Regions from separate parts of the Homo sapiens genome. Here all the other regions are linked to region 1. A link is a loop called in an ENCODE intact Hi-C map of the cell type or tissue named here. Cell type or tissue: heart left ventricle. All regions are shown on one strand. Links, peaks and the distances in the headings refer to the core of each region. The heading gives the core; the rest is flanking DNA.

What was found. Peaks named below come from ENCODE experiments on the same cell type or tissue, not always from the same donor. Only the 100,000 strongest peaks of a DNase experiment are listed, where the experiment ranks them.
Region 2: a loop joins it to region 1, with 3 times the contacts of the local background. A loop is called at or near these places in 37 of 110 quality-filtered maps.
Region 3: it touches region 1 in a loop (2.4-fold over the local background); 47 of 110 quality-filtered maps call a loop at or near these places.
Region 4: a loop joins it to region 1, with 9 times the contacts of the local background. A loop is called at or near these places in 47 of 110 quality-filtered maps.

What each region holds. Positions count from the first base shown.
Region 1 is chr3:43,765,394-43,773,440 of GRCh38, reverse strand. No RefSeq gene overlaps it. Among named protein-coding and RNA genes, the nearest start is that of ABHD5, 78 kb to the right of the region's middle. RefSeq lists enhancers at 1-110, 2,477-2,976 and a silencer at 3,735-3,914. In heart left ventricle, for the core only: a CTCF peak has its summit at 3,824 (motif pointing left); DNase peaks (open chromatin) are centred at 2,475, 2,900 and 3,780; H3K4me3 peaks cover 971 bases; H3K27ac peaks cover 2,933 bases.
Region 2 is chr3:43,539,593-43,547,639 of GRCh38, reverse strand. The region is part of intron 11 of ANO10 (anoctamin 10); the gene reads left to right. Among named protein-coding and RNA genes, the nearest start is that of ANO10, 78 kb to the left of the region's middle. In heart left ventricle, for the core only: a CTCF peak has its summit at 3,257 (motif pointing left); no DNase peak of the experiment used is centred there.
Region 3 is chr3:44,202,312-44,210,358 of GRCh38, reverse strand. No RefSeq gene overlaps it. Among named protein-coding and RNA genes, the nearest start is that of TOPAZ1, 36 kb to the left of the region's middle. In heart left ventricle, for the core only: no CTCF peak of the experiment used is centred there; no DNase peak of the experiment used is centred there; H3K27me3 peaks cover 695 bases.
Region 4 is chr3:44,193,356-44,201,402 of GRCh38, reverse strand. No RefSeq gene overlaps it. Among named protein-coding and RNA genes, the nearest start is that of TOPAZ1, 45 kb to the left of the region's middle. RefSeq lists an enhancer at 2,443-2,492. In heart left ventricle, for the core only: a CTCF peak has its summit at 2,569 (motif pointing right); a DNase peak (open chromatin) is centred at 2,544; H3K27me3 peaks cover 17 bases.

The sequences.
Region 1 (8,047 bases), core at 1,540-6,539:
TGCAGGCCGGCAGCTACAGCAGGATGACTTGCAGGTTTTGCTGGCAGAGCAAGCTCCCGCCTGGCTGGGGCAGAGAGCAATTCCTCTGGCCACTGCCTGTCATGCCATAGCTGCTGGACCTCTCAAGTGACTGCCTGGGGTCTGGAGTCTGGAGTCTGGAGTCTAACTATGAGTGGGACTGGGGGGTCAGGCCCAATTCAGCTTGACTGGTCCAGCTCTCCCAGTCCTTAGCGTTCATCTTCCCTCCCCTGCCAGATGAATCTCCTTTCCAGGCTCTGCTTCCCCAGCGATTCCCAGACAGAGACAGTCCATCTCAGTCACTGGATATTGGCTAATTGATTGGGTTTTTCTGCTCCTGTTCCAGAGTCAATTGAGAAAGTCCTCAGACACCACTTTGAAGGGGAAAGATGACTCAGGTGGGATAATTTCTAATTGCCCTAAATTCTGCTCTCATGGAATTGGAAGGGACTTTGTAACACACCCCCAGCCCCTGCTTTCACACAGGGACCCCATTAAAGCATCCAGAGAGGCAGGAATCTACCAGGTTTCCCAAACCTTGGAAGAAAGGTCCCCTCCCAGTCACCTCCCCCTAGGGAGAAAAGTAGAGCATCCTAAGGGGAGAGGTCTCCGCCCCTGACCACGACCACAATTGTGAGACCTTCCTCTCTCCCTTCGCTTAACTGACAGAAATGTTTTCCTCTTTTTGAAATGTGGGAACAAGAAAGCCATTTCACTGCTAAAAAACAGACTTGGAAGCCGAGGATCAGGCCACCCTTAAGAAGGCTTTGTTGAGTCTCCAAAATATTCCACAAAGTGTTGATGTAAACAATGCACTACTAATTAAATGTTACAAAAAAAAATTCAAGTACACTGTTCCTTCCTCAAGTCTTTCTGAATCTGCAAACTTTAGACTTTAACCATGAAGTTCATCTTGCAAGTTTTAAACAAATTTTACTTAAGTTTAATCAAATTTTACTTAAGACACTTCAGTAGAACTCTCATTCCCCAAATAAAGAGTTTTAATACAGAAGAGCGGATGGCTTAAAGCACCTGATTTCCCTCTCATATAACCACTTGTGGTAATGAACTTAATAAGATAAAGGCATTGCCATTTTCCATTAAATTATATTGCTCTCAAAAGAAATCAAAATCAAAACTTTAAATATTTTAAAAATCCATTTCAAATCATGGACATTAAGAGATGTAATCTGGAATACTGCCTCCATTGCTTGACACATAAACAGACTTCAGAATATCACATCATTAAACCTAAGTTTTCTTTTAGTAAAATGAAGTTAAATAATAGTCTTTATGAATATCCAGAGACCTGTGCACTTATAATATGCACACCTGTTTGTATATTATACTTTAATATTAATCTATCTCTCTGTCTCTGTCTCTTTCTCTCTCTGTCACTCTCACTCTTTCATAATCCTTGTTCATACTCATCTCCCGGGAATACTGTGAGAATCAGAGGGGCTGATGTACTTGGCAACGATCTGTAGACCACCAAGCACTAGAAGAGGAAGAGGACACCCATCATCACAGAGCAGGTGGCCTCACACACCCACACCTATCAGAACTGGGACTGGCAAGAGGCAGTGGGACGGCATTTAGAGAAGAGGCTGGAAGAAGGCAGATTCCACCCCGCACCAGCTGTGCTGCTTAGGCAATTCTTTGACTCCTCTGTCCCAAGTGTATCTGCCTGTAAAGTGGGCACAATAACCATTGCTTCACAGGATAAACGCCAACAGGGTGGGCTAACTATGCAAATACATGACAGATGCCTCCTACAGCTGCCCACACTTCTTCTCCCCACCTACCTGCTGGCTTTAGTCCTTCCTTGTGCTCTCAGTGGCTGCTGCTGTCTGACCAGCCCCCTGCTGCCCCCCTGCCTGCTCCTGTGTGAGGGCACTTTGGGGCCAGATGCCATGCAAGATGACACGGAGGAGGCAAGGCAAAGCTGGCCCTCAAGGGTCCACCCTGGGGTCCTGATTCCAGGCCTTCTCAGGTTCCACTCTCCCCTCCTCTGTACACAGACCACTCTCCTGCTCTCTTCGTTAAGGTGTTTAACCTTCCAAAGCCTCAATATACTTGTGTGTAATAAAAAGAAAAGAAATAACAGGTTCAAGAAACCAGACAGCAGCGTGAGGATAGAGGTGACAGCCTTCACTGTTGGAAGCATCTTTTCTTGGCTCTGAGCGGTAAAGCAATGCACCCAGGGTCACAAAGACAGAGGTGGCAGCCAGGATTTTAGCCCAAGTGGCCTGACGCCAAAGTCTTGTCTCCCTCTCAATGCAGCTGTGTAGTGGGGCTAGACCCCAGTCTTCTCCATCTTCTCCCCTGATGTCCAATCTAAGCACAAGCAAGGGGCTTGCTGTGGAACCACAGCTTCAGACAAGCCCCAGCCACACCCACCTCCACTGAACGGCCACCTCTTCCTGCCACTTTGATGCAGAGATAGGAGCTGTGCCAACGCAGAGCTGCCCACAGTGGAGAGGGAGTGGAGGGTGGAGCTGATGCTCGTCTCTCAGGACTGCTTTCCCAGTGCCAATATCTAGGTCACCCTCCTGATCCCCAGTGTGATGACTCACCACTCGCCTCTGTCACAGCCTGATAAAGAACTCGAGCCATTAAGAAATGGAACAAATTACTAAATGGGAGGCACAAGAGAAACCCAGGATTAAATTAGTTCATTATTCATAAATCATAAATGACTCTTCCTCTCACTGATGCTTGTCTCTGTCTACCTACTGGCCTTGCAAGAGCAACAGACTTCTATAGGCAGGAGGTCAGAGACACAGGAGGCCCAGGCTGAGGGCCCCAGGGTTGGCAGCCACCTTTAGGCAAAACGGCTGGGCTGGCCTCGGCCCGTTGCCTCTGAGCTGCTCTCTGGACTGCAGGGTCTTGGAACTGAGTCGCCGGGTTTGTAGGGCGAACACTGCAGTGCCTGCTCCATGGCCTGCTGTGCCATGGAAAGGTTCTGATACCTGAGGTGTCTAGTATGGTTGAGACACAGTTGTTGTGTGGGCCGGGTTGCCTCTGTGAAGTATGTCACCTCTGTGCACCGGATCATCTCTGTGGAGTGTGTCCCTGAGGGCCATATCACCTTTGTGAAGCATACCACCTCTGTGGAGCATGTCACCTCTGTGGGCCAGGTCACCTCTGTGGAGTGTGTCACCTCTGTGGCCTGTGTCACCTCTGTGGAGTGTGTCACCTCTGTGGTCTGTGTCACCTCTGTGGCTTGTGTCACCTCTGTGGGCCATGTCACCTTTGTGGGCCAGGTCACCTCTGTGGAGTATGTCACCTCTGTGGAGCATGTGACCCCTGTGGGTCATGTCACCTCTTTGTGGGCCATGTCCCCTTTGTGGGCTGTGTCACCCATTGGGGAGTGTCACCTCCTCAGAGCATATGACATTTCAGGGCATATGTCATTCCTGGAATGTGCCTCCTCTCTGACGGGCGTGTCTCATGACCGAGAGTTCCTTGATGCTTTTCTGTCCTGGCTGGAAAAAGGAGCAGCCTGGGCCCCTCCCGGGGCCTGCCGTGCTTGGAATGGAGCCAGGACGGAGAGGGACCAGCCAACCCAGTGCCAAGGACGCCAGGGCATCTGTTCCCCAGCCCGGAAGGAGATCCCGCCCCGCTCTCAGTCAGGCCCCGCCCTGCAGGTCTGCAAGCCTCCTCCAAGGAAGGCGGAAGGAGCCGGGGCCGTGTCTCAGGGAGCCCGAGAGGCGGAGCCCGGGAGGAGGCCTGAGTGGGCTGGGGAGGGAACGAACCCTACCAGGATACTGGAAAGGGACACGAGAGAGAGGAGCCGCCCCCTGCTGGTCACAGCTGGGAAAGGCGCTGCAATCAAACTCAGTCCCAGGGCACGGTGCCAAGGGAGGCGGAGGAACTGCAGTGGTTCCCGATGGACATCTTGTTGCTCTTAGTGTCACCCCAGCGCATGCATGATTCCTAAGCTATGGGTCAGGGAGTCCCAAACAAACAGCAGTGTTATTCTGGAACTACTTGGATGAGGGTATTTTCCTAACTAGAGCTTACTGGGATTGTGCAAGTGGCAGGGACTACTCTCTAGGTCACCCGACGTAAGGGGCCAGTTGTATTTGAAGGGTGAGCCAAGACTAGAACAGAGGTGAAGGGAGGTGAAAAGGTGACCAAACAGCTGGGTGCTGCAAAGTGCCTGACAGCAGGAGGTGGACACAGGTTCTTATGTAACAGCAGTAAGTGCCATATGCTAACAGCCTGCCATGTGCCAGCTGTACCCAGGGTCTCTGAACCTAGCAGTGTCCCTATGCACATCTCACAGGTGAGGAAAATGAGATCTAGTAAGTGACAAGTGTCTAAGCCAGGATTTTAATCCAGGTCTGAAGAACTTCAGAATCCATGTTTTATTCATGTCACTTCTGAATTTGGGCCCATTAGCAGGGCCAATGTGCTGGCATCTTAGCAGCAGCTAAAGCAGGCATCTGCAGCCCCCTCTTGGTCTTGCCACACAGTCCTGGCTACACTGACATTCTAATTGGGAGGAAGGTCAGATTTCTCCATTCTCCATATCCAAATTCATCTTGTCCACTTTGATTCTTGGATTTGATCACTTCCCACCCCACCTCTTACTTAACTGTTCCCTGGGCAAAATTCCAGCCTTAGCCAGAAGGGCACTGTTCCTACTAAAGTCAGAAGTCAGAACTTCCTCCCTTCAGCCTCTCCAAGCTCCTTCACAGCCGGCTCCTAGACTCAGCCTGCTGCTGACATGCACAGACAGTGCCCTGGCCCGTCACTGAAGCTCCCTGGGATCCCACAACCCATCTGACTCGACACTGATTTTTACAGCTTTGCAAATAGTTGCCTTAGTTCCCTTCCCCTGAATGCATTATAAAGTTAAAGGGAGAAAAAGAAGTCTTTAAAAAATCCCCCAGCTATCTTAATTAACATGCAGAATGCTTTTCTGGCAGTGCACAGGCTGTGATAAAACGGGAAGCTTCTTAACACAACATATATTTAATCTGTGGCATTCGCTTCCACATGAAATTCAATCAGATATTTTAAGGGAGTTAACAAGGGCTCTCAGATCGAACTGTGAATAAATGCAGGTGTGATAAATACACTCAAGCTACTGAGATGTTTTATCAAATGATAAAGGTGTTGAGTGGGGTGGGGTTGAAGGACAAACCTTAATTCTAATTCTGTACGTTGTCAAAGAGGGTAGGAGAATTTATTAGACAATGCCAGGGCGATCTAATGACCCATTGCCTCTGAAAAATCAATTAAACTTGCTCATTTGTTCTGTTTTTCCAGGAATCTTTAATTCAAGTCTGCCGTATGCCAGGCACGAGGGAGGCAGTGACCAACCAATAACGCAGTTCCAGTCTCTGCCCTCAGCCCCAGCTCTGCCTGATGAAACTCACAATCTAATAGGGAAAGGTGGATAATAAACAAGTAAACAAATGCAAATGATAATTTCCAATTGGGTTAAGTAACAGAGTAAATGAGAGGGTGTTCAGGTAAGACATCTGCAAGGAGTTGATACTTGGAGTGAGACCTGAAGGATGAGGAAGGGCCCGCCATGCACCAGGGAAGAGCCTGTTGATGTTTCTGAGACCACAAAGCCCTGGGCATGTTGGGGGACCAGAAAAGAGCTGGGACTTGGTGAGCAGGCAAGCACTATAGAACAGCATTTGGTCGCATAGGTAAGCCTAACCACATATCCTTTCTTTTTTCAAATTAAAGGTTTCATCTGCTACAAATCTGTGGAGAAAGGATGGTTTGGCTGCTGGTGTGAGGAGAATAGTTCACTACAGGGAGAAGAATAAAGCCACATCTTCCATCACATACAAATGCAAACACCTAACAGATCCAAGACCTCGCTATGTGAAAGCCAACAGAAATAAAGAGTTAATAGGAAGGAAGGAGGGGAATATCTTTGTGTTGTTGGGATGAGAAGGGTGTCTTAACATAATTCAAAAACATAACCCTCGGATGAAAACTGGGCAAATCTGACTATATCAAAATTAAGAATTTTTTTAAAAGAATGCTTTAGACAAAGAAAACAGATAGGTGAAGACTTGGAGCAGATTTTGCGTTGTCTAAAGCCAAAAGATAATATCTATAATAAGAGCTGGCAAACTACAGCCCACAGGGCCAAATCCAATTGGTCACCTGTGTTTGTAACTAAAAATAAATAAATAAAGTTTTATTGGAATACATCCATGCCCATTCATTTATACATTTATGTCTATAGCTGCTTTTGTGCTACATCAGCAGAGACAATATGACCTTCATAGCTTAGAATATTTAATATCTAGCCCTTTACAAAAAACAAAACCAACCAAAAAAAAAAAAAAAAAAAAAAAAAACCTGTGTCAACTCCTGATCTAGACTACAAGGGAAATGGGTAGGAAACTCACTAGAAAAATTGGCAAAGGCTATGAATAGCCAATTTGCTGGACAGGAAATGAGCTGGCTAACTAATACCTGATGAAATGACTAATCTTGCCAGAATTTAGAAGAGTGCAAATTGAAGCAATATTGAGATTCTTTTAATGCCTATCAGGTCTTTAAACATTGGAAAAGTAAGTGTGAGGAATACTTAGAGAACTAGTAAAGCATTACTTGTAAAGATGACTTCTGGTTGTGTATGGGAGGGTGCCTATGGAGGAGACTGGTGTGTGAGTCAATGGACTGAGTGAGGAAGATCTGCCCTCATGTGGTCAGCACCATCCAATCTGCTGGGGGCTGGAATAGAACAAAAAAAGAGGGTATAGGATTTCTCCTTTCTCTCCTAGAGCTGGGGATTCTCTGCTCCTTCTGCCCTTAGATATCATAATTCCAGACTCTATGGCCTTGGGACTCCAGGACTTACACTGGTGGTCCCTCAGGTTCTCGGGCCTTTAGCCTTGGGACTCCAGGATTTATACCAGCGGCCCCTCACGTTCTTGGGCCTTTGGCTTTGGACTGAGAATCACACCTTGGTTTTGAGGCCTTTAGACTTGGACTGAGCAACACTACTGGCTTCCCTGGTTCTCCAGCTTACAGATGGTCCAACATGGGACTTCTCAGCCTCCGTGATCACATGAGCCAGTTCTCCTAATAAATCCTCTTTCCTATATCTGTATGTATATCCTATTAGCTCTGTCTCTCTGGAGACCCTAAAACAATAAGTAATACCAAGTGCTGGTGAATATGAGAAAAAATAGGGATCCTGAAGCTATCAGTTAGAGTGGAAATGTGTCTAGCCATTCTGAAGAGCATCTTGGCAGCATTTGGTTGAGCAGCATGAAATTGCCAATATTGACCCTGAGAAGGATTCCCTGGGAAGGCCTCCTGTGCCCTGCTCCCCACCCTAGTCCACTGGACAACAAAGTCAGGCATGGGCATTGTTGACTGTGCACCCTGCATGGTGCTCACCTCCTCCTTCATTTCCAGGAGGATGCTATTGTTCCCTTTCCCTTTCACAAAGATCCCATGTATTGGGAAGGGAAGCAGATCCCACACCAGCTCCAGGGCTGGGCCAGATTGGGTCAGAAATGGGCACGTGGCCAAATTTAGGCCCCAGAGATTGAAGGCAAAATTTGTCAGCAGCTTTTTGGGAAGTTTTCTTTACTCTGCCAGAAGAGCTTCCAGAATCAGTTCTGTCTGTCTTCTCTTGAACATGAGCTGTAAGATGCAATGACTTTGGCACTCTGGGCCGCACATCTGCTTGGACAGAAGACGATGCCAATACCTGGAAGAGAGTAAAGCAAAAAGAACTGTCGAGGGGGGAGGCAGAGCTCAGATACAGACTAGGTTAGCCCTGACTCTTACTCAATCCCTGGGTTACAGCTGAGTGGTTCAGAAATGATTTAAGCTGGCTCATGTTACATTTTCTCACTTGCAGGGAAGGCACTCTGCCTGATAGAAACCCTTTGAGAGCTGTGGGGATTCAAGTGTTGAAGGAATCTGTGCCTCACCTCCAAGAGAAGGTTGGAAGGCAGCAAACTTCTCAGAGAACAACCTCCCTCCCACCCCTGTACCCCTTCCCCCACACACATACATGCTGGCCTGGCTC
Region 2 (8,047 bases), core at 1,377-6,376, 230 kb after region 1:
ACTTGGCTGTTACCCTCTAGGTTCTAACCATTATGCCTCCTCTTATTTATTTATTTATTGTCTCTTCACATTGTATAAAAACAGCTGTTTTAATTGTCATTGTCTAAACTGGCAAAGTAAGAAGCATCAAGGAAGGCTAGGAAGAAGCCAGGAAGCATCAAAGAAGGCTCCCTGCAGGTTTCAGGGGGATCATAGCCCTGCCAACATCTTGATTTTGGACTTCTAGCCTCCAGACTATGAGAAAATACAGTCCTGCTGTTTTAAGCCATCTATAATAGTTTGTGATAACTTTGTTCTGGCAACCCTGAGAAACAAATGCATTTTCCTTTCTGTTGTAATAACTTTTGTTAGCCAATTTTTAAAGGGTCAGTCTGCTAGCAACAAATTCTCTTAATTTTTTCTTCATCTGAAAACTTTTTTTCTCTTTCATTCTTAAGTATAGTTTTGCTGGACATAGAATTCATGGATGATAGTCTTTTTCTTTCAGCATATGAAAAACATTTTGGTATTTCCTTCTAGTCTCAATGGTCTCAGAAGAGAAATATATCATTCCAATTGGTGTTCGCCTGTAGTTAATGGATCCTTTTTTCTCTGGCTGCTTTTAAGATTTTTTTCCCTGTATCTTTAATTTTTGAAAGTTTAATCATAATGGGCCTTAGTGTAGCTTTTTGGGAGTTTATTCCATTTGGGGCATGCTCAGCTTCTTAGATCTGTGGGTTTGTGTCTTTAACCAAATTAAGGAACTTTATAGCCGTTATTTCTTCAAGTACTCTTTCAGCCCCACTCTCTCTCTTCTCCTGGGATTTTCATATGAATCTTGGGTCTTTTGTATTTTCCCACAGGTCCCTAAGGCCCTGTTCAATTTTTGTCAGCCTGTTTTCTGTTATTCACATTAGGTGAATTCTGTTGATGTATTTTCAAGTTCACTGTTTCAACATCTTCTATATGTCCACACTACTATTGAGCCCATATACTGAGGTGTGTTTTTTTTTTTAATTTCTATTACTGCATTTTTCAGTTCTATAATTTTCATTTGGTTGTTTTTATAACTTGTATTTCTTTTGCATGTGGATGTCCAGTTTTCCCAGCACCATTTGTTGAAAAGATTGTCTTTTCTCTAATGCGTGGTCTTGGCACCCTTGTTGAAAATCATTTGACTGTATATGCAAAGTTTGCAAAATCATTTGACTGTGTATACAGTTTATTTCTGGGCTCTTTATTCCATTGGTCAGTGTTTCTGTTTTTATGCCAGTACCATACTCTTGATTTCCATAGCTTTGTAGTATGTTTTGAAATCAGGAGGTGTGAGACTACTAACTTTGTTCTTCTTTCTCAAGATTGTTTTGGCTGTTTCAGTGTGTATTTATGTCAATGTGCTTGCAGTAAGCTATGGCTATTTATTTTATGATATTTTAAAATGTTAACTATCGATCAGAAGTTGGATTATATTGGCACAGATGGGTCCTCTCTTTCTGTCACAGTGTGTATTTGAATATTTGTTTTGTTTATACCTTATTGACTTTCATACATTTGAGAGGGCCCTAGCTTTGGTTTCTCAATAGAAAATTTTGTGTGTCAGGACAAAACCAAGCTCAAGCTGTTTAAAATAGCCAAAAAATTAGAAATTTACCAATGCTATTCTAGTGTTGCTGAGACCTCAGCTGAATGCCATCTGGTCTTGTAATGAATCCAAAAAGTGTAACATTTACAAATAGAATAGAAAATACAAATTTTTGGTTTGCTACCATTCAGTTTGTAAAATCATGTTAAAATTCTAATTCTGAATTTTACAAGGTAACTATGTGAGGTGATAGATATGATAATTAGATTAATTTTGCTAATCATTTCATAGGATATACATATTTCAAAATATGTTGTATAACTTAAATATATTTCAATTTTTATTTGTCAGTTATACCTCTATAAAGCTGGAAAAAAAGAATGTTACAGAATGTTCATCAAAACTATCAGTGGGGTCGGGCACGGTGGCTCATGCCTGTAATCTCAGCACTTTAGGAGGCCGAGGTGGGCAGATCACCTGAGGTCAGGAGTTCGAGACCAGCCTGGTCAACATGATGAAACCCCGTCTGTACTAAAAATACAAAAATTAGCCGGGCATGGTGGTGCGTGCCTGTAATCCCAGCTACTCGGGAGACTGAGGCAGGGGAATCGCTTGAGGCAGAGGTTATGGTAAGCCGAGATTGCGCCACTGCGCTCCAGCCTGGGCGACAGAGAGAGACTCTGTCTAAAAAAAAAACAAACAAACAAACAAAAAAAAACCATCATTGGGTCAATTAACATGTTTCTGTTTATAAGATTTTTCTCTTTTATCTGAAAATCTTTTCAAATAAGGAAATTAAATCTTAAAATTAACGTTAAAATAGAATTTTTTACTGGAGTCTACATAATGTTCTTATTGATTTAAAAAAGTTTTGCTAGTAGCATATTAAATTAACAGCATGCTATACTTTCATATGTTTATTCATGGCCCCTATAAGAGCAGAAATTTTACTAACTCAAAAAATGCCATAGTCTATAAATATATAAAAATTCTCATAAATTTTTAACGTCTTGATGGAAAAAGCAATTTAAGATGCTTTTTTTCCAAATTAATTAACCAAATAAATATCTAGATACATTTACATGATTAGAATTTGTTAACAGAACAAACACGACTTAGAAAATGTAACAATTTTATAAAGTTGATGTTGAGTGTTAATGTTCTCAAAATTTAAAATTGGATGAATTGATAGTTTCTATTGCTTTTCTGGATCACATTTCCAAAGCCAGGTCACTTTATTTTTTACGCAGGTTTCTGATTCTTTTTTTTTTTTTTTTTTTTTATTTCAGACAGAGTCTTGCTCTGTCACCCAGGCTGGAGTGCAGTGGCACAATCTTGGCTCACTGCATCCTCTGCCTCCTGGGTTCAAGCAATTCTCATGGCTCAGCCTCCTGAGTAGCTGGGATTACAGGTGCACACCACCACGCTTGGCTAATATTTGTATTTTTAGTAGAGACGGGGTTTCACCATTTTGGCCAGGCTGATCTCGAACTCCTGACCTCAAGTGATCTGCCTGCCTCAGCCTCCCAAAGTGCTGGGATTACAGGTGTGAACCACCATACCCAGCCCTGATTCTTCATTTTTTTTTAAAGCTTGATTTAGTACAGATGAAACTGAGTAAAGGCAAAAATGATCACTGCTGTATTATGAGAACTGTGTCATTTGTCACAACTTTTGTGTATTTACTGCCATCTAGTGTTGCCTTTAAAAATTGATGACACTTGAACACTACTTTCATTTGCAAAATAAAGAAATTTTTGTAGACTGAACCAGAGAATAGCCTACCAATGTAATAGATGAAAACATGTGAAAATGCCATTTTTTGTGGGTTAAAAATAAATACTGGCGGTGTCATAAAGTTCAGCTCTCAAGATTAAATCAATATTCAAATAATTTCCCTTAAGTAATTATCATCCTTCTTTTTGAGGCAAACTTAGTTTGCTTTTTTGATGTAATTTTTAGCAAAAGATTACTACTTTACCTGCAGAATTATGTATGTCTCCAATTTCTAAAAAATAGAAATGGCCTGATATCTTCCAAATATTAAATCTTAGATAATACTTCATTTTAGTAATGACAGTTTTAATTCTAAATTAATTGACAGTTTTAATTCTAAACTTGGCAAGATGTACCTATCAGACATGTTGAATTACTGACAATTTACCTACTAAATTTGGTTCTTTTTCTAAGGTGAAGACGAGTTAACTACTCATCCCAGAAATTACACTGCATTTCTAATGTTTAGGGCCTGGTGACCACCAAGCCTGCCTGTACCATGCATGTTTAATTCGTGGTTTAAAAAATATCATTTAATTACAGTTTCTTTTAAAAAATAAGTTTTCATGTGGCACCCCCTCTCCATCTGCCAGCAGCTGCTTAGAAGCAGAATTGAGGCCGGGCGCAGTAGCTCACGCCTGTAATCCTAGCACTTTGGGAGGCCGAAGCGGGCAGATCACAGGTCAGGAGATCAAGACCATCCTGGCTAACACGGTGAAACCCCGTCTCTACTAAAAATACAAAAAAATTAGCGGGCGCTGTGGCGGGCGCCTGTAGTCCCAGCTACTGGGAGGCTGAAGCAGGAGAATGTCGTGAATTCGGGAGGCAGAGCTTGCAGTGAGCTGAGATCCGGCCACTGCACTCCAGCCTGGGTGACAGAGCGAGACTCCGTCTCAAAAAAATAAAAAAGAAAAGAAAAGAAGCAGAATTGAGTCTTATCTGTAATACCAGAAGTATCCTCTGAGAATGAACTGAGCCTTTCCAGGTTCTTTTGTGCCCTGACTCACAGGCTTTATTTTCCTAGTTTCAGATTTGAAAGTTGCAAGCATTATACAGATAATTCCTATATATTCTTTATCAGGATTCACTGATTTTGAACATTTTGTCACACATGTGTTCTTCCTCTCTCTCAACTAAGAGAGAGGGAGGGAAGGAGAGAGAGAAACAGAGGGAGAGAAGAGAGAGAGATTTATAGATATTTGAAACTATACAAATGTGGATTCTATCCCTATACTGCCTCTTAGGGTATCACCTTGTCTTGTGAGCCCATTCCCTTGACTTCAGAGTGAGGCCAGTGCAGCCTCCCTTGCATGAGTGTTCTAAAGAGTAGAAATAACACATGTATAACTCTGATTATGTGTCTGGTATTGAGCAGGTGCTTACTAATTTGCAGGTCTTGTTACCACTCTCACAAGGCGAGGCATAGATGAGGTTGTATATGTGAAATGCCAAACACAGGGCTGAGTACTTGGTCAAGGCACAGGGGATGTGAGCTGCAGTTCTAACCAGCTTAGTATCAGAATGAAACTTTCGTTATCTTTATTATCATTTTCATGATTATTTGGTTAAGCAGGTAGTGTCACAGCATAGAGGTAGCTTGGGGTGTCAAAGTCTGGTGGTAACTGAATTAGAATCCCAGCATTTCCTTTTAATCTTTGAGTCTCAGTTTCCTTGGATATAAAATGGAGACATTGGTAGTGTACACAAGAAGTGTCAGGCACCATGTTTGATGCAGAGGAGGAAGTGGAAAATTGATAACAGTTTATAGCACCACTGTTGTTAATGAGTTCCTCTTTCAGCAATTAGTTCATATGACTCTGTCAGCTCTAGATTTGTTGTCATGGGCCAGGCTCTCCATCATAGCATTGCATTGGTTCCGTCTGTGTTACAGTTTGCTGCTTACATGTTTATCTCCCTCTCTTACGTACCTTCTATCTGTGGCATGGCTGTTTTCTTCTCTCTGCTGATCTTACTTCCACGCCTCAGCCTAGCCCTCCCTCCCTCTCATTCATCCCTCATCAAGACTTGCTGATTCTGACTTCTGAATATTTGTTTCGGCTCTCTCCCTTGTCACTGAGTTCATGTTCTTACCATTTCTCATCTAGACATACTTTTTAAAACAGCTGTGGTGAGCATAACTCACACACCATACAATTCCCTTATTTAAAGCATACAGTTCAGGAGCTCTCACCTAAACTTTTACAGCAGATCTTTTTTACAGAAGGAAAGCCTTCTGGCTTTCCTGCTTTTCCTCCTTTGGCCCATGCTCTCTACTGCTGGAGTGGTTATTCCTAAATGAAACTCTGATCATATTTCTCTTCCGCTGTGGCCCTCACATGGGTGTCCATGGCTTACAGAAGAAATGCGTTAGTCGAATGCCAGATGTTTGTTAGTCTCCTTCCCCTTCACTTCCCCTGGCTTCCATTCCATCCTTGGATAACCTAGGACCCTTTGTGAAAGTCACTGTTATCATTTACTAAAACTGTATGACAATCACGTGGCTCCATTACCAGATCGAGCTTCCTGAGAGCATGAGCAAGGACAGCATATGATGAAGCCTCAGTAACTGAGAAGCTTCATAAAGTAACTCAGTAGAGTTACTTTAACTCTTTGTTTTCAAGTGATTAAGTAACTGCTTGTTAAACGTTTATTAATTAATGAATGAGTCATATATAGTTTTTTTATTCAGTGTACATATAGTTAGTGCCAATTACTTAAGAATTAATTTATAATTATAAGGACTTTGATAATGTACCTTTGAGAAGTATACTAAGAAAACCCTTAAGTAAAATATTAAAATTATATCATTTATAAGAAAAGGCAAACTATATTGGGCAGTATGGTATAGTGGTTGAGAACATAGGTTCTGGGTTCAAATCCTGGCTACACCACTGACTAGCTCTGTGTCTTCAAATGAGTACCTACTTCTACAAACTTAGGAGGATTAAATGAATAAATGCATGCAGTATGTTTAGTACAGTGCCTGGCAAGATTAAGTGTTTAGTTTTGTTAGCTATTATTGTCATTGTTTCTGAAAAACAATCTGTTGTCATAGAAGTCTCTTCACCTAATTGAAAGGTTTGATTAAGTTCTGAGAATTCAGTTTAAAACTTAGCCTACAAAGGAGCCCACAACAAACTAAGTTACTAATCTGGTCACCATTTCCCATTGTTGAGCATGAGTTGGGTTGGTTTTTTATTTTTGGATTAGGGTGCTTTTGAATAGAATTATGGAACTGGGTTTTTTTTCTTCCTCCTCTTGTTTCCTTTATTCCTGTGATAATCTTGGAATTTACTAGTCTTTCCATGGGCTCTTTAGCTGTTATCTGGATAAAACATTGCTCTGTGTTCTCCTAATGTTGTGGGAATAATTAGTCAAATCAAATGCTTACATTGAATACATATTTATTATGTGCTAAAATATGCTAGGCATTACTATGATACATCCCTGGCTTCAGGAATGCTCACAGACAGAATTATGCAAGAGATACATTTCAGTGCAATAGGAGGCCTCTTTCTTCACCTCCTTCCCCTGTTAACCCAGCTCTCTCCATTCCCTCCTAACAGTGCCCTGACTAGTGCAGGCTCTGTTGGCCTGCTGAGTGGGCATTGGTGTGAGGATGATGGGGAAGATGTCCACTCACTGAGTTTATGGCTCACCAAGAGGCATTTTGTTCCCAAATCTGTTTATGTGTGGTATTCTTGTTACTGTAATTGGCATAATTTAATGAAATGGAATGGAGAATGATGAAAAGTGTGTGCTAAAATAGAGCCATCATTTCTATGAAAACCTTTGGAAAGACTTCATAAAGACAAATTGCTGTCAGATTGAATAAAGATGAGACAATTATAAAAGATTAGGGAAAAATCATCAGAATATGGACAGCCAGATTCTGTTTTTACATTGCTTCACAAGTGTCTTTAAGTTTTCACTCTCCTTTAAAGAAAACAAACCTGGGCATCTTAGACATTGTCTTATAGGTGTTATTTAGGCGCAGCAGAGAGTGAGACAGTCCATCACTGGATCCTACTCAGAGGAAGGGCCCTAGCTCTACAGCAAAAGATTTGCAAATTAGTGTACATTTAAATGTTTGCTAAAACAAAATGAATATATGCATTTTGTATGATTCTGCATTTTAGCTGTTTTGATTAACGAAGGAATTATTGGCCCCAATTGTGTCATCTAAATGGGCTTCTGTTCCTTGGGAGTGCTAAATTAGGATTTTAAGTTTGTCAAGTAATGGGAAATACTTGTTTTGTTGAAAAACCCAATGCCCTTGGAATTGATGGTTAATGTATAATCTGTTTAAATATGACTTAGTTAACATCCAGTTTTTGCAGATTACATTGCAATTTTTTAAGGTCTTACAGTGGGTAACCTAACCTGTTTCTTGCCTAAGAAAGTTTAGGAGAAGGCAAGTCTCACCCCTCTGCAAGAGATCGTTTTACACTCAGAATAGAGTTGTTTTCAGAAAACAATTGTCTGAAAGGAGGTAAGCATTAGAAAATTCAACAGCTTCTCTGTACTCTTAAGCCATAATTTCAAAGTCTGGCATCATTATTTTGTTTAAAGTGAAATCACAGAACATCATATGTATCCATATTCAAATGTAAATACTTCAGATATCCACAAACAAAAAACTGATTTGGGTTATTCATCTTTGAGGACTGTTGCTCTTGTCTCTTCTCATTTCATGCTTTCAAGACCTTC
Region 3 (8,047 bases), core at 2,907-7,906, 440 kb before region 1:
GGGTTGCTTTGCATATATAGCCCTTTCATGGAACACCATCAAACTATTTGTTCTCTATAAACATTCAAGGTTTTTTCACATGTATTAGTCTCATTTTATTCTCAAGATAATAGTGTACCAAACTGTTCAGTAAGTCAGGTTTCAATTCTTTTAGCATTTAAGGTATTTTCTATTTTAGGTCATTAGGAGATAATTAAGAGTACTCCAGCACTTGAGATAAAACTTAAAATCATACTGTTGAAATGGAATCATGGCGATCAATTATTAGCAAGAATCACAATCCAGGGTTGCAGGACCTGGGAGGGAACAGATGGAGTCCCCAGATGGTCAGTACAGACTCAGGAAGTAAATAGAAATGCTTCAAACCCAACAGGGAGATAAGTTGGGGTTTCAGATCCACGGCCACCCATTCTGCTCCTGGCTCTGGCCTTCTTTTGTGTGCCATGCATGTCAAAAAATTGTTTAGAGAATTTAGGTGACTTGAGCCATTTGAAGTGGGGGGAAGAATTAGTAGAAATAAAGAATAAAAATTCTATTCTATTAATAGAGCTGAGCTGCACCCTTGCAGTATTGTTTGATTGTTGACCCAAAGAAGCGTCAAGGGTGCAGCTCAGCGTGATTTTCCCAGGCTGGAAAGCACACGATCTGAGCTGGAGTTCTCCTTGGGCAGGGCTGCTATGTACTGCTGAGTAGATTGTTGAGTGTACCTGCCCGACAATACACAGTGGCCTTGCTTGTATGAAATGCACTTGGAAGAATTCCTTATTGAATAGATTTAATTATAATCTAATCTGCCAAAAAAGATTTCAAAATATAAAAAACTTTGTTCCCTTGGATCTTCTCTTGTCAGTTTTATTGCGATGGTTTTTTTTTCAAATAATAGCTTCATTGAGATATGATTTATATACCATACAATTAACCCATTTGAAATGTATAATTCAATGGTTGTTAATGTATTCAAAGTTGTGCAACCATCACAATAATCAATTTTAGAACATTTCATCATGCCCCAAAGAAACCCCATACTCATTAGCAATCACTTCCCATTTCCTCCAACCACCCAGCTCTAGGCAACTACCAGTCTACTTCTCTCTCAATGGATTTGCCTATTCTGAACATTTCATATTAATGGAATCACACAGTATGTGGTCTTGGTGTCTGGCTTCTTTCACTTACCATGTTTTCAAGATTCATCCATGTTGTAACATGTAATAATCATGTATTCTTTTTTATTGACAAATAATCTGTTTCTGGAATATACTACATTTTGTTTGTTCATTCACCAGTTGATGGACATTTGAGTTGTGTCCACTTTATGACTATGATGAATACTGCTGCTATGAACATTCGTGTACAAGTTTTTGTGTGGACATATGTTTTCATTTCTCTTGAATATATACCTAGGAGTGAGATTGATGGGTTATATGTAACTCTATATTTAACCTGTTGGGGAGTTGCCAGATTGTTTTACAGAGCAGCAGTACTGCAGTGTATGAGGGTCCCAATTTTTCCATATACTCACCAATACTTACCTGTCTTTTTGACTCTAGCAATACTAGTGGGTATGAAGTGGAATCTCATTGTGGTTTTAATTCCATTTCTCCAGTGGCTAATTGTGTTAGTCATCTTCCTGTGTGTATTGAACATTTGCATATCTTCTTTGGAGAAATATCTAGTCAGACAGTTTGCCCATTTAAAAAATTGGGTTATTTGTCTTCTTAGTATTGAGGTCTAGAAGATTTTTTAAAAAACATATTCTAGATATGTCTCTTATCAGATATATGATTTTCACAAATTTTCTTTCATTCTGTGGGTTGTCTTTTCATTTTCTGATGGTGTCCTTTGAAGCACAAAAGTTTTTAAATATTGAGTAAGCCCGATTTTATTTTTTCTTTTGTTTCTTGTGCTTTCAGTGGCATATCTAAGAAATCATTGCTTAATCCTAGATCATAAGGATTTACATCTCTGTTTTCATCTAAGAGCTTTGTGGTTTTCACTTTTATACTTAAGCCTTTGATGGCTGCAATGTGGAAGACAGCCTTTTCAATGTGGTATCTCTTTGCAATGCACATTCTGTGCAACCTTGTATGGTAGCCCTGACTTAGGAGAACCCAGTATCAAATGAATTCTATAAATACTTGTGGTTTGCCTTTAATAAGCAAGACACTGCATGTGTCTATGAGTGTTAGGGCAATGTTTAGGGGATGTGCAGTTGCAGCAATTGATTTTAGTAACTAGTTATTGAGCACCTTTTGTGTGGAGTCCTTGCTGGGGACACTCAGGTGAATAACACACAGTTCTTGTCCTCAGTGGGCCTAGAAGAAAGTGGGCAAGGTGAATGCATTGACACATAACTAGTGTATAATTCATCCATCTTTGTGGCTACTTGCATTTCAATGATAAAGTCAGGGTCCTTTGCCCAACAAACAGCATCACCCCTCCTCCCAAGCTGTCTCTGCTTCCAGCACCCCTAATCCCTGTCCTAGGGAGAGGTTCTGGAATGACCACTGTTTATAGCACAGACACAGGCTTGAAGTTCATTTGAATGTACAGTGGTATCCCACATAAATCATATAGCAGACAGCCTGTTTTATTGAGTCATGGAAGAAATACCCTTGGAAATGCAAGACCCACCTAAGATACACAGGACTTGGGCTACTGGCTAAGGATTTGCATGATGCTCCATCTGGTGTGTAGGTCATGGAGCATTTACGTTGTTATCAGCTGTGTGCTTGATACAAATGTAGATTCACAGACCACTGACCCAGAATCTCTTGGGATGGGGCCCAGGAACTTGCACCTTACTAAGCTCCCAGGGGTGACCCATGTATAATGACAGCCACCTACTTAACCCATTGTAAGGTATACGGATGTACTTTGGTCAAGGAATAGGCCAAGGCAGACATCCAGGCCAGAGTGACTCAGTGAGTTTAGGGTGTAAGTGCATATTCCACTTGTTATATAACCTGTTGTGTAAGTTCATAGTTGACTCGGAGTCACTATTGTTTGGAAAAGGTATAACTGCCCTGCTGATGCTGTACATCAGCATCAGCCCAAGAGCTAAACATGGCTTTTGGGCTGGGCTCAACGTGGCTCCTGGGCATGGCTCAACATGGCTCTTGTGCAGGTGCTGGTGCCCAGAGAGTAAAGCTACTGACCACTGTAAGGGAGAATGAACGTCTAGGAGATGGACACAGGGGAGCCAGGATACGGCTTGGCTTGTGCCCAAATGGAAGGAGTTAAGTTGCTAACCCTAGAGCTGGCCTTGCAGGCTGGCTGTGCAGCTGTGCGTGGGAGCCAGCTGCTGAGAGGAGCCACGGAGCCGGAGCAGACAGTCGAGATAAAGGCAAACAGTGTAAAGAGCTAGTGTGAGAGAGCTGCTGATGAGAGAGCTGCTGAATAAAACCATATTCACCTGCCTATGGCCCCCTGAGTGTTCTTTCAGTTATCTGCCCATCTACTACCCACTCCCTTCGGACCTCAGCATGGGCTGGAACCTAACCCTGAGCATGACATTGGGCGTAGTTGTGGCCCTGGTCTGACACCCATGCTTCCAAATGCTGTTTGGGCAGTAACTTCTCCCAATGACACATCAGACTCTGGGGAATGACCCTGTATTTCCAGAAAAACATAGCCACCCCAAGTTTTTTGAAGAACCTACCTAGCATACTCTTTGTAGGCATAAGAAGTGTTGATTGAAGCCTCACTCATATAAGGCAGCTGAGTGGAATCACAGTTTTCACCTGAGCAGGAGGCCCAGGCACAGGCCATAAAAGCTCTAGGCCAGCAACCTCTGCCCTCGCAGACAGAGTGGGAGTCAGTCTGTGTCTAGAGTCCTTTGTGAAACCTGCTTCTTGGGTAGCTGTGATGAGAGCTTTCTGACCTCTGGAATTTGAGCCCCTTATGAGCAAACGGGTCTATAGGAAGAGCCAAGTCTCCAGGAGAGGAGGAGAACAAAGGTCAGCTTCGTGTCTGCCTGTATTGATAGAGGTAAAGTCCTCTGTACACTTACTGCGCTCTCTGGAAGGTAAGGTCTCCAAGCTACTGCTTCATCTATCCAACCTTTGCTCTGAAGAGCCATGGCTTTCTGTGCAGCTAGGAGCAGTGAGAACAGGATTGAGTCAGCTGCTGTTGTTTTGGTGGGGTGTCTGAGGAACACACTTTAGGGGCCTGTAATTCTAAAGTGGAGAGTCTTTAGAATCTCAGTGAATTCCATTTTGGTTTCAAGCAATTCTTTTCAATTTTAGCTTCAAGTTTTTCTAAAGTTACTGATAGGTCGAACTTTAGTTTTGTTTTAAATTCCTAAGTAGAGAGACTCTTGCATCTAAAAATGGGGCTATTCCTAGAAGGGTGTAAGGCCTGGGGCAATTTAACCCATGTAGCCTGCCCAAGATAAGGGCAATAGAAAGGAGGCTGGGCTATTGGCATATTTCATGGAACCTTCAGGCTTTGGTTAGATTTGGAAATTTGAACTGTGATGATCAGAAAAAAAGGAATAAAGTGTAGGACCATGTGGGGCTCCCAGGAACTGCCTTGTTGCCCCTTCAAAGGACAGGCCAGTCTAAAATGGTAATAATTGAATCATTATGGCAACACTACCCAGTCATTTAAATGTTGGCTGTAGCTATGAAGAGGCCAGATAGATCTTATTTTAGTTGATAACAAGTTCCTGGGTTTGTTCTTAACTCAGTTCAGGTGTTGTCTCAGTTCTTTTTTGTGGCTGTAATTTACCCGGCACAAGCCAGGTCTGAGTTCGTCAAGTGCGAGCAGTGCTGAACAAAGGATAATGCTGCCTCAGGTGCCTGTTCTGGTTTGTTAGCCCTTTTTACAAGCTACTTCTTATTAGCCTGGAATACTTCCCTCATTGGTTACCCAGCTTAAGTCATCAATGTAGCCTGCCAAAGCACCAAGAACAAAACGGCACTGTGCATAATGCAAGTCTACCTAGAAGTTCTGTCTACACGTCAAGACCTCACTGGTTGTTTCTTATTCCCTTCCATGATAACTCAATGCTGCCCTGAGGAAAATGTCCAGGGAGGGAACCTCATTGATTTTGACCTGCAAATGTCCTAGTGCTTCCTCCTCAGTGATGGGTTGTCTTATGAGGGTGCACCCAACCTAGGGAAGAGCGGGTGAGCATGAACAGCCAGAGAACTTGATTTTCCCATGTCTGCTTGGGATGTGGATCAAAAGTCTTTAATGCTGAGTTTGGCTTTTGATAAAGAGAATTATTTTTCAGTTTCTGAGCTATAGTTAATTTCCTCACTGTGATTCTTCTATCAGATGGCCAGACACTGATGGTAAAGAACAGGTCATGTGTTCTTGTGACTTGCACTGAATTAACTCAATGCCTTGTGGGAAGTAGGTACTTGAAAACTGTTGGTTAGAAATAAGATGTGGATTCTTTGGCATTTGAAGGTCTTCACCAGCCGGGTGGCTGAAATGCTGGAGAGAAATTGAAATGAAAGGAGCTTAGTAATTTGGTCTATCCTTCCACTCTTCAAATGGTAAGAGTACTTACCCCCACACTCTTACCCCCACAAAATGGTAAGAGTAACACTTTCCCCTTATAGACTATATGGTTAAAACTGAGATATTGAAATTTTCCATAACCAGTTAATGGTAGGGCTGTATGGGAGACTGGACTGATATTAATCATATTGCTTGTCCCATCTAATCCACTTTCCTATGGCAGAGACAGCTGTGGTGAGTTCACCAAATGGGTCAGTGTGTCTACTTCACATCTTCCTTCAGGTGGTTGCTAGCCTGGACCCTGGGAACAGTGATCCTTTTTGGTATTTCCAATACTTAGTGTGGGTGCTCTTGTGTTCTTGAACAATCAGTTGCTTCGTGCACAGATGGAGCTAGCAGGGGCCCAAGTCACCAGTTTATTTTTCCAGTCTTTCCATTTTCGGAAGTAGTCATTTCCTTCTGGCCATTCTCCAGCTGTGGCTCCATCTATCTCTCTTGTCTCCACCTGGAACAGGTTCAGAAAACCCTACAAGACTCTTTTGCAATCCCAGAGACTGTGTTGGTGGAAGTACCCAGGTTGGTCTGTCCTTCCATGTTGATTAAATTGTTGCTTTTGGCAGAAAGCATCTGACCATGTTATTGGTATTGGTCTCCAAGAGCCAGTTGGCACACTTAAAGTTAGAGCATTGAGTGGCACCTCCATGGGGAAATTCACTCTCCCTCCATCTCTTAATTATAACCTTATGAATTATGCATTCCTGAAGACAGTGAAGCATTATGTGTGAGCTGTACAGTTTTTCTCCATCCAATTTTCTGTAATATGGAACTAGTAATGACAGGGGTTCCCACACTTCCTTTTTTATTGGATAGACTCCTTGGTATCTTTTTCTAGATGGCTGTAGCTCTTCAAAAGGCCATTCTGAGTAGCTAGAGTAAGACTATCAGAGGCAGGTTATGGAGGGGAACTCTTTGCTTACTACCTATTCTGTGCCAGTAATATGTTAGATACAGTTTATTTAATTGTTATAACCCTGTCTGAAATGTGTTCTCAGTTAAGGGTCATAGAGATTTGAATCATTCAGACTCAAATTCTTTTCACTGCATTCCTCTAGAACAATGTTTTCCTAAGTAGTGTTATATATCTATTTTTGTATATACATAGTCACTATATTTCTAAAACTAATTATGGGAAGATGTTGGATTACTACTACAGCACATAAAATAGAAGCCAATTTTTACCTTCATCTCCTACTTAAAAGGTACAATGTTAGGGTCTCTGGTTTTAAGGTTGAGTTTATTGGAGATCTGTCCACCAAAGGGTGGACTTAAAGTTCTTAGCTGTGGTTATGTCAATCTTGAAATAGAGTTGCAGGGCCTGTATATTCCATTTAGGTCAAGACTAAGTTGAGTGAACTTTGAGGCTTGGCAAAACTGGAATTGCCCATCTGTGGAGTAGAGAACTGGTAAGTTACTGATACACTGGTTAGCTCAATTCGTTATGCACTGGTTAGCTCATTTACTGAACACATATTTTGTGGGAAAGCCTGGAGCTATGAAATCAAGACCATCTCACCCCTAAGATGCTGAAAGCCTGATGAAAGATGGATTTGTAACCAAGCATACCCCAGAAGTAGGTTGCATATTCACCTCTTCCTTTGTTCTCTTTCCCCCTTATTCCTCTCTTCTGCCAGTAGCACCCACACCACTTCTTTGGTTCCACAGGAAACCTCCAGGATAAAGACACTTGCTGAGTGGAAGTGCTCACATACCAGCAGTTACTGTGTCCTGGAGGATGCCCTCAGTGAGATCTGGCAGCCAATGCCAGAGAATACAAAGTCATGTTCCTTTCTCCCATCCAGTGGGCAGGCTGCTATATTTCATGGCTAGTCAGCAATCTAGTCACTTTATCAGCAGTTTGCCTATGACTCCCTTAGATATTATCGGAATTTATAGAACATGAGACTACATTTTGAGAACTTAAAAGGTAGGCCGGGCATGGTGGCTAACGCCTGTAATCCCAGCATTTTGGGAGGCCGAGGTGGGTGGGTCACCTGAGGTCAGGAGTTTGAGACCAGCCTGGCCAACATGGTGAAACTCCGTCTCTACTAAAAATACAAAAATTAGCCTGGCGTGGTGATGGGCACCTGTAATCCCAGCTACTCGGGAGGTTGACCAAGAGAATTACTTGAACCTGGGAGGCGGAGGTTGCAGTGAGCCAAGTTCATGCCACTGTACTCCAGCCTGGGTGACGAGTGAAACTCCGTCTCCAAAAAAAAAAAAAAAAAAAAGTATTTAGGCATCTGTCAATGACTGAAATTTTATTTCATTTCATACCATCAGATTGTTTCATCTTTGGGGGTTTTGGATCTTTTCAATGCTCTTACAAATATGAATCACCTCTTCAGCAAATAAAACATGTGTGGATATTTTGTGTATACTGTTGACCACCATGGCCCTTGCCTTCCACTATATGACGAGACTAAGAAATGGATTAGAATAAGCATCCTTGTATCTGGTCGTCTTTCTTGGTTCCTCAATTCTGCAATCCTAGGAAAACAACCCCAGGGCCACAGTG
Region 4 (8,047 bases), core at 137-5,136, 430 kb before region 1:
TACAGGGATGATCAAGAAACTTGAAATGAGGAATGGTGTTGGCAGCATGAAACAAGAAATCAAAAGACCAAGTATGAGAAGAATACAAATGAAGAATATATATATGTATATATAGGATAAACAGTAGTAGACAAAGCAGAATAAATCGGTGAGGTGGAAGATCAAATGAAGGAAACAGAAAAGTATAAAGCAAGCAGGAAAAAAGATATGAAAGACGGCTTTGTCTAGGAGACCAAAGGGAAAGGTGGAGACTAGCTAATTAGAGGTGACCAGGCTTAGGGTCACATGGTCATCCACAGAGGCACTGTTTGGCTTGAACTCAATTTAGAGAAATTGAGACCAAAATTATAAAATAAAATTTAATCCCCTCTTGGAGGAAAAAGGAAAATCAACATACTTCTATTAAAGCCAGCTTTCTTCTTCCTGCTTCATCCACTGTCTAGCTGGGTATGTGATATACTTGACCTTGGAAGTATGCATGCTTGACTATGCATATCCCTCATCCAGAACAGATAATGTCTCTTTGAAGTTATTGAACTATATAAAAAAGCTATGTTAAATGACATCCTTAAAATCACAGTGAGCCATGTACAATGTCAAAGACTGCCGAAGGAATACTGCAATCCAACAAACAGCTTCCATGGTTCAAGATTGACTGGTGATGGAGTAAGGAAAGCCTTGTGGTTTCCAGTGAGCAATAGCTTAGGTCACCCCCTAACTTAGGCACTTCTTTAGTAGAAAGTGTGACTTTTTATGAAGATAAGGGTAACCAAATCTGCTGGCCACCCTGGGCAACTGTGTTGTGGTGGTGGTAGTGGTTGTTTAAAATCCTGAGTTGCCTGTCAGATGTCTGTAGTCTTCTGTTGTCAATGTATTTTACATGCCTGTCATCTTCTGCTTGTAGCTATATCTGCCCAGGGGCAGCCCTGATGTACCTTCTCCCGTTTGGAGAAGGGAGACAGTCAAGCTTGAACTACCTGAAAGGCTTCTATCAGCCTTTCCTCAATGAGCAATGCCCTCTTCTCTGCAAATTGTGATCAGCTGTGCATGCAGCAAGATGAACAAATGGTTTTGACCAAGCTGGCCAGTTGGTCACTTTAATAAAGTGAGATGTGAACTCACTTTATTAAAATTCAAGGACACTGGTTTTCCTTACTAGGAATCCGGGACTTTCATATGGTGGTGGGTGTGGGATGGGGGGGTGGGGGGTAAGGGGGGAAGGGGTGCGGCAGGCACGAGGGTATGGGCAGCAGGTGGGCTGGTGGCGGGGGAGGTGGGAGGCCTGTATTTGGATTTCCCTTCTCTGATCTTTGGAAATTGCTCTTTGTGGCATGAAATGCTTTTCTTTGTGTCTGTTCTTGACATGCTGAATTACTTTGAACGAAAGTAGTGGCAAGCCCATCTCCCCTAGGGCAAAGATGAAAACATGTATATGAGGAGGCATGTTGACATGTATATGACATGTGTTCACATGTCACTTCCCCCAGTGCTGGAAGGAAGGGGCTGAAAAAGGAGCTGGAGGGAAAATCCCTATGCCCCTGTTTCCAGATGACCTGCAGTGTCAATATGAGGCAGTATTAATCTTTTGTTCATAGGAATAATCTTTAGGGGTTAATGAGCACCCAAGATCAAATGTAAGATTTCATGAGCACACTTGTTTGAGACGGGGTCTCACTCTATTGCCCAGGCTGGAGTGCAGTGGTGTGATTATGACTCACTGCAGCCTCAACCTCTTGGGCTCATGTGATCCACCCATCTTCCCAAGACTACAGGCACGCATCACCAGGCCTGTCTAATTTTTGTATTTTTTTTGTAGAGACAGGGTTTCACCACATTGCCTAGGCTGGTCTTGAACTACTGGGCTCAAGCGATCTGCCCCCCTCGGCCTCCCAAAGTGCTGGGATTACTGGCATGAGCCACTGCACCCAGCTCATGCGCACTTTTCTAGGGAGCTCATATGTTTTACCAGATTCCCAAAGGTGTTATGTGAAACCAAAAAAATTGTTAAAAAAGCAATTCTGATGGGAGGTCATGGAAAGAATAATGGTCCTAAAAATAAAGGAAAGAATGGAAGTCTTCTACTTAACAGACTATTTGCCCTTGTCCAGTAGAAATGCCACTGCCCCTGCCCCTGCCTTTGGCCACCTACCTTTGTGGGTCACTGAGGTCGGGCAGCCTGACAGGCCTAGATGGACTGGCTTAACTCTAAGGAGTGGCGAGTGAGTTTTTAAATGTAGGAATGTCATTGGTTCTAACACTGGTTGGTGTAGATCTGAGTGCTTGCTCTACACCAGGCATGGTGGTTAGTGCTGCCAGTGTGAGTCACTTTTATCTTCACAATAACCTTAGGGATAGATGGTATTATCCTCATCCACGATGATGAAAGGTATCAGAATTCAATCAAATGAAAGCAGAATGCACTGCCATTATTAAAGTCCGGTGGGCGTTCTGCTCTTCAGAGAGGGTGTAGAATGCAAAAGAAGTTCCAGGCTGCATAAGCGACTCCTTCTTCCTCTCCAGTGAGTTTGAAGCGGGGGCGGGGAAAGAGCTTTGAGTTCTCCTCTGCCGTCACTAGATGGCGGTGTGTCAAAGGCTATTTCCTACCAGGATGCTAACCTCCAAGGAATGCACCTGTTTTGTTCTGGGGTGTTAAAATTTTTTTTTGCCTGAGTTTGAAAGAAGAGTTGTAGGAATGAGGTAGGAAACTCTCCTAATCTATCCCTCCCACGCATCCCCACCTTTCCCCAGAACACTTTAAACCGAATGTTTCATATTTGGCTAAATAGTGCATCTCTTAAATAATGCATCCTACCTGCCTCTGTCCCCTGGAGTAATTCTGCATTTCCATCTGCAGAGCGTCTGCAACTGGCATGATGACTGCATTCTCAGCATGTCGTAACAGTTCTGCAGTGATAAGGCCTTTCATCTTAAAGTCTTTACAGAGTTCTCCTTATGGTCCTGATTCTAATGCCTTGAAATCTTGAGACATACAGTAGTGCAAAGTCCACAAACACGTGTTGAAACATTTTGCTGCTGAGGTCATTAATGACTCAAGAACATTATGATCCTTTACATTTCCCCCATCATCTACTTTGTCCTGGTAAATGAAATCCTGCTTGGGTATTCTCTGATGTTATCAATACTTTCAGACACCTTCTCAAATGTATAACTCTTTGCCAAATGTAGGCAGTCAAAAGATATATTTTGTATCACTAGGAGCTGGCCTTTTTGAAGCCATATTTTAGTACTACAATGAGACCAAAGTAAGTAATCTTATTCAATTAGGAGTTTTTCTTTAATCAGTAGTACAACTTTAATGGCTGCTGCTATTCTGTAGGGCTGTAAATGTATTTTTATTGCACCCTTTCCAGCAGTTAGACACTGAGACGAGTCTCTTGTCTAAAGACCTTCATCTAAAATCATATATAATTCACTTACTAAATGGCTAAACTGGAACTGTGCCTCTTCTCTTACATAGGAATCTAAAACTTAGAATTATTAAGCAGTGGGATCCTCTTCCTTCTCAAATGTGCTTGATGAAAATGTCCTACAGTCCTAAGCTGTTTGTTTCATAAGAGAATTAAGGGCCAGGTATGAATCCTTGCATATGATGTATGTTCAGGGATCTTTGCAATTTCTTTAACAGATCCATAGCAAAGATTTCTTAGTTATATGGAAAATAGTCTCGATTCTTACTAATTTGTATGTTCTGTTTTGAGGCTCCCATTAAGAGCACCTGCATTATCAGATTGCTGTTTCTAACAATCTTTCCTTTGAAATACATAAACACTATTATGACTTATGATATTTTTGCATCTATCAGAAAATATATGCCATCCAATTTTGCTAGTGCTAAAATAAGTATCAAAGTGCTTTCCTTAAATACACTTTTATTTGCTATTTCTGTGAAGCAAACTGCCGTTGGACTTCCCATTAAACAATGTCTAGAATCTTTGCCATTGTCTCTCTATGCTAGTCACACTTACAGCACCTACTTTCAGACTCCTCATCTTTCAACCTGTTGTCTCCTTTCAGTTGCTGGATTAAGTATCATTTGGGCTACATGTTCCCCCCTTGTCCCTAAAATTCCTTCCCATTCCACCCCAGCTATTCTAATGCATTTAATAATATGTCTTTGGATATGTATGATTTCTTCAATGTACAGTGGAATGTATTCCAATTTACATAAATAGTTCTACGTTATTTTCTGTTATGGCCCTTCAATCAATTCCAAGTTTCACCTTATTGATCTCATTCTTTCTTTCCACTCAGTGCTTAAGATGTGTGTACAACTATGAATGCATCCTATTCATGGCATTTAACTGCAGGATGGTGTTCTAGTATTCATCCGAATTTCCCTTATCTGATCCACTAGTGATGGTCATTGTGTCAATTAAGGTAATGTTAGCTAATGGATCAAACACGATGAGTTTACTAATAGGAGTATCAGTCATTTCTGGCTGGATGCAATAGCTCATACATGTAATCCCAGTGCTTTGGGAGGCTGAGGCAGAGGGGATTGCTTGACCCCAGAGTTGGAGACCAGTCTGGGCAACATAATGAAATCCTATCTCTACAAAAAAATTGAAAAAAAAAGCTGGGCATGGTGGTGCACACTGGTAGTCCCAGCTACTTGGGAGGCTGAGGCAGGAGTATCACTAGAGCCCAGGAAGTTGAGGCTGCAGTGAGCCGTGATTGTGCCACTTCAGCCTGGGCAACAGAGCGAGACTCTGTTTTTTTCTTTCTTTTCTTTTTCTTTCTTTTTGAGACGGAGTTTTGGTCTTGTTGCCCAGGCTGGAGTGCAATGGCATGATCTCGGCTCACTGCAACCTCTGCCTCCTGGGTTCAAGTGATTGTCCTGCCTCAGCCTCCCGAGTAGCTGGGACCTCAAGCATGCGCCACCATGCCTGGCCAATCCTGCACTTTTAGTAGAGACGGGGTTTCTCTATGTTGGTCAGGCTGGTCTCTAACTCCCGACTTCAGATGATCCTCCTTCCTCGGCCTCCCAAAGTGCTGGGATTACAGTGTGAGCCACCGTGCCCGGCCGACCCTGTTTCTTTTTAAAACAAACAACCCAGTCACTCCTGATAGGTGCACCTGGGTCCCCAGAGCACTTCTATCTCGTGGCTGTGCCATCTTCAAACCAGGGTTTCCTATAATGATCAGGAAGCAGAAATTGAGGATTGCATCTGAGAGGATTTTCTGAGCCATGCTGAGAGGGGTACAAATCACTTCTATTCACATTCCATTGATCAGAGCTGTGGTCCATGCCCATTGCTGGGGAGGCTGGAAAGCTATTGTTGTATGGCTTTTAAAATTTCTATTTTTCAACTAGCATATAGAACTATAATTGGTGTTCTTTTATTTTTTATTTTATTATTTTATTATTTTCATCTTTATTTTTGAGATGGAGTTTCGCTCTGTCACCCAGGCTGGAGTGCAGTGGCGTGATCTCGGCTCACTGCAAGCTCCGCCTCCCAGGTTCATGCCATTCTCCTGCCTCAGCCTCCCGAGTAGCTGGGACTACAGGCGCCCGCCACCGCGCCCGGCTAATTTTTTGTATTTTTAGTAGAGATGGGGTTTCACTGTGGTCTCGATCTCCTGACCTCGTGATCCACCCGCCTCGGCCTCCCAAAGTGCTGGGATTACAGTCGTGAGCCACTGCGCCCGGCCTATAATTGGTTTTTAAATGTTTACCATGTATCCTGTGACCTTACTACATTTATTAGTTATGGTAATTGACTGATAGATTATTTAAAATTTTCTTTATAAACAATCATGTTGCGGTGGCAATTTCTAGTATACCCTGTTAACAGAAGTTGTGACAGTAGATATCCTTGCTTTGCTATTGACTGTAAGGGAAAAGCCTTCGGCATTTCATCATTAAATATGATATTACCTATAGGTGTTCTGTTGATACCTTTCATCAGATCGAGGAGTTTCTCTATTCCTAGTATGCTGAGAGTTTTATCATGAATAGGTGTTGAATTTTGTCAAAGGCTTTTTTCTGCATCTATTGAAAGAATCCTGTGATTTCCCTCCCCCTGCCATATTGTTAATAAGGAAATTATATTTATTTTTTTCAAACCTTAAACCAAATTTACATTCTATGCACAAGCCCCACTTGTTCACAATGTATTGTGTTATTAATATTTTTCTAAGAATTTTTGTATGTATGTTCATGAACAATATTGTTCCGTAGCATTCTTGTATCATCTCTGTCTGGTGTTGGTATTAGGGAAGTGCTGGCCTTGAACTATTTTCTGAAAGTTTATATAAGACTACTGTAAATTTTTTCTTGAATATATTAGTAAAACCATCTGGGATTGGAGTCTTGTTTGTGGGAAGGATTTTAAAAACAGTCAATAATTTCTTTAATAGGTGTAAGCATTCTTATTTCTAGACTTCTTATTTCTTTAATAAGTTGTGTAATTCATGGAACTTGTCCATCTTATCTAAATTGTTTCATTTACTGTTGTTCAGTTCATAATATTCACTTATTCTCTTAATATTTTTTACTCCTGATATTGGTAATTTGTATTTATTTTCTTGATTAGTATAGCCAGGGGTTGATCAGTTTTGCTGATCTTTTATTAGAACAAATTTTTGACCTTAATTTTCTTTTTTCTCTATCTTATCAATTCTTATATATATTCTACTTGCTTTGGGTTTACTTTACTTCTTTTTGGAGCTAATACATGGAACCTCAGATCCCTGATTTAATACATTCTTTTCTAAAATAAACACTTATGGCTGTAATTTTCCTCTGAGCATTTAAGCCCTGGTTTAGCTGCGTTCCATGCATTTTAGTGTTTTATTTTAGTTATAGATCAGTTCTAAATATTTTCTAATTTCCTTTGATTTCCCTTTTGTCTTGTTAGAGGTGTATGGTTTAATTTCCATATTTTTTTTTTCTAGAGCTCTTATTGATCTTTGATTCCATTGTGGACTGAGACCATACGCTGTATGATTTCAAACTTACGGGTTTATTGAGACTCGATTTATAGCCCAGAACATGATCTATCTTGATGAATGTATCATGTATGTTCTGAAGTTTGTTGATGAAGTGTTCCATAAATGGCATTTAAGTCAACTTGGCCAAAAGTATTTTTCAAATCTCAGTCCTGTTTAAGTTTTAAATCTGGTTTTCTATCAATAACTGAGCGAGGAGCATTAAAAAAATCCAACTATGATTATGTATTTGTTTTTCTTTCTTATACTTCTATCCATGTTTGCTTCTTGTACTTGTAAGTTCTGTTATTTGGCTTATACGTATCAATCATTGCTTTGTCTTCCTGAGGAACTGACCCTTCTATAATTCTAAAATGTCCTTCTTTATTGATGGCAGATCTTTTTGGAGTACCTTTATCTAATCTTAATGTAGTCACTCTAGTTTTCTTAGGCTTCCTATTTGCATGGTATATGTTCTTCTATAGATTTACTTTAAACCTATCTATATCTTTATACGTAAAACATTGTCTCTTGTAGATAGCATGTAGATATGTTTTGCTTTTCTTAACCAGTCTGACAATCTCTGCCTTTAACTGGAGCGTTTAGTCCATTTACTTTAATGTAATTATTCATATGGTTAGGTTTAGGCCTACCATTTTGCCATTTGTATTCTGTTTTTCTTATTTATGTTTTGTTCCTCTGATTTTCCTTACCTATCTTTTGTGTTTATTCTTTAAAACTCCATTTTAGGCTGGGTGCGGTGTCTCACACCTGTAATTCCAGCACTTTGGGAGGCCAAAGTGGGTGGATCATCTGAGGTCAGGAGTTCAAGACCAGCCTGGCCAACATAGTGAAACTCCATCTCTACTAGAAATACAAAAAATTAGCTGGGCATGGTGGCGGGCATATGCAATTTTAGCTACTCAGGAGGCTGAGGCAGGAGAATTGCTTGAACCCAGGAGGCAGAGGTTGCAGTGAGCTGAGATCATTAAAACACACACACACACACACACACACACACACACACACACACACACACACACAAATTAGCTGGGCAACTTGGGAGGCTGAGGCAGGAGAATCACTTGAACCCAGG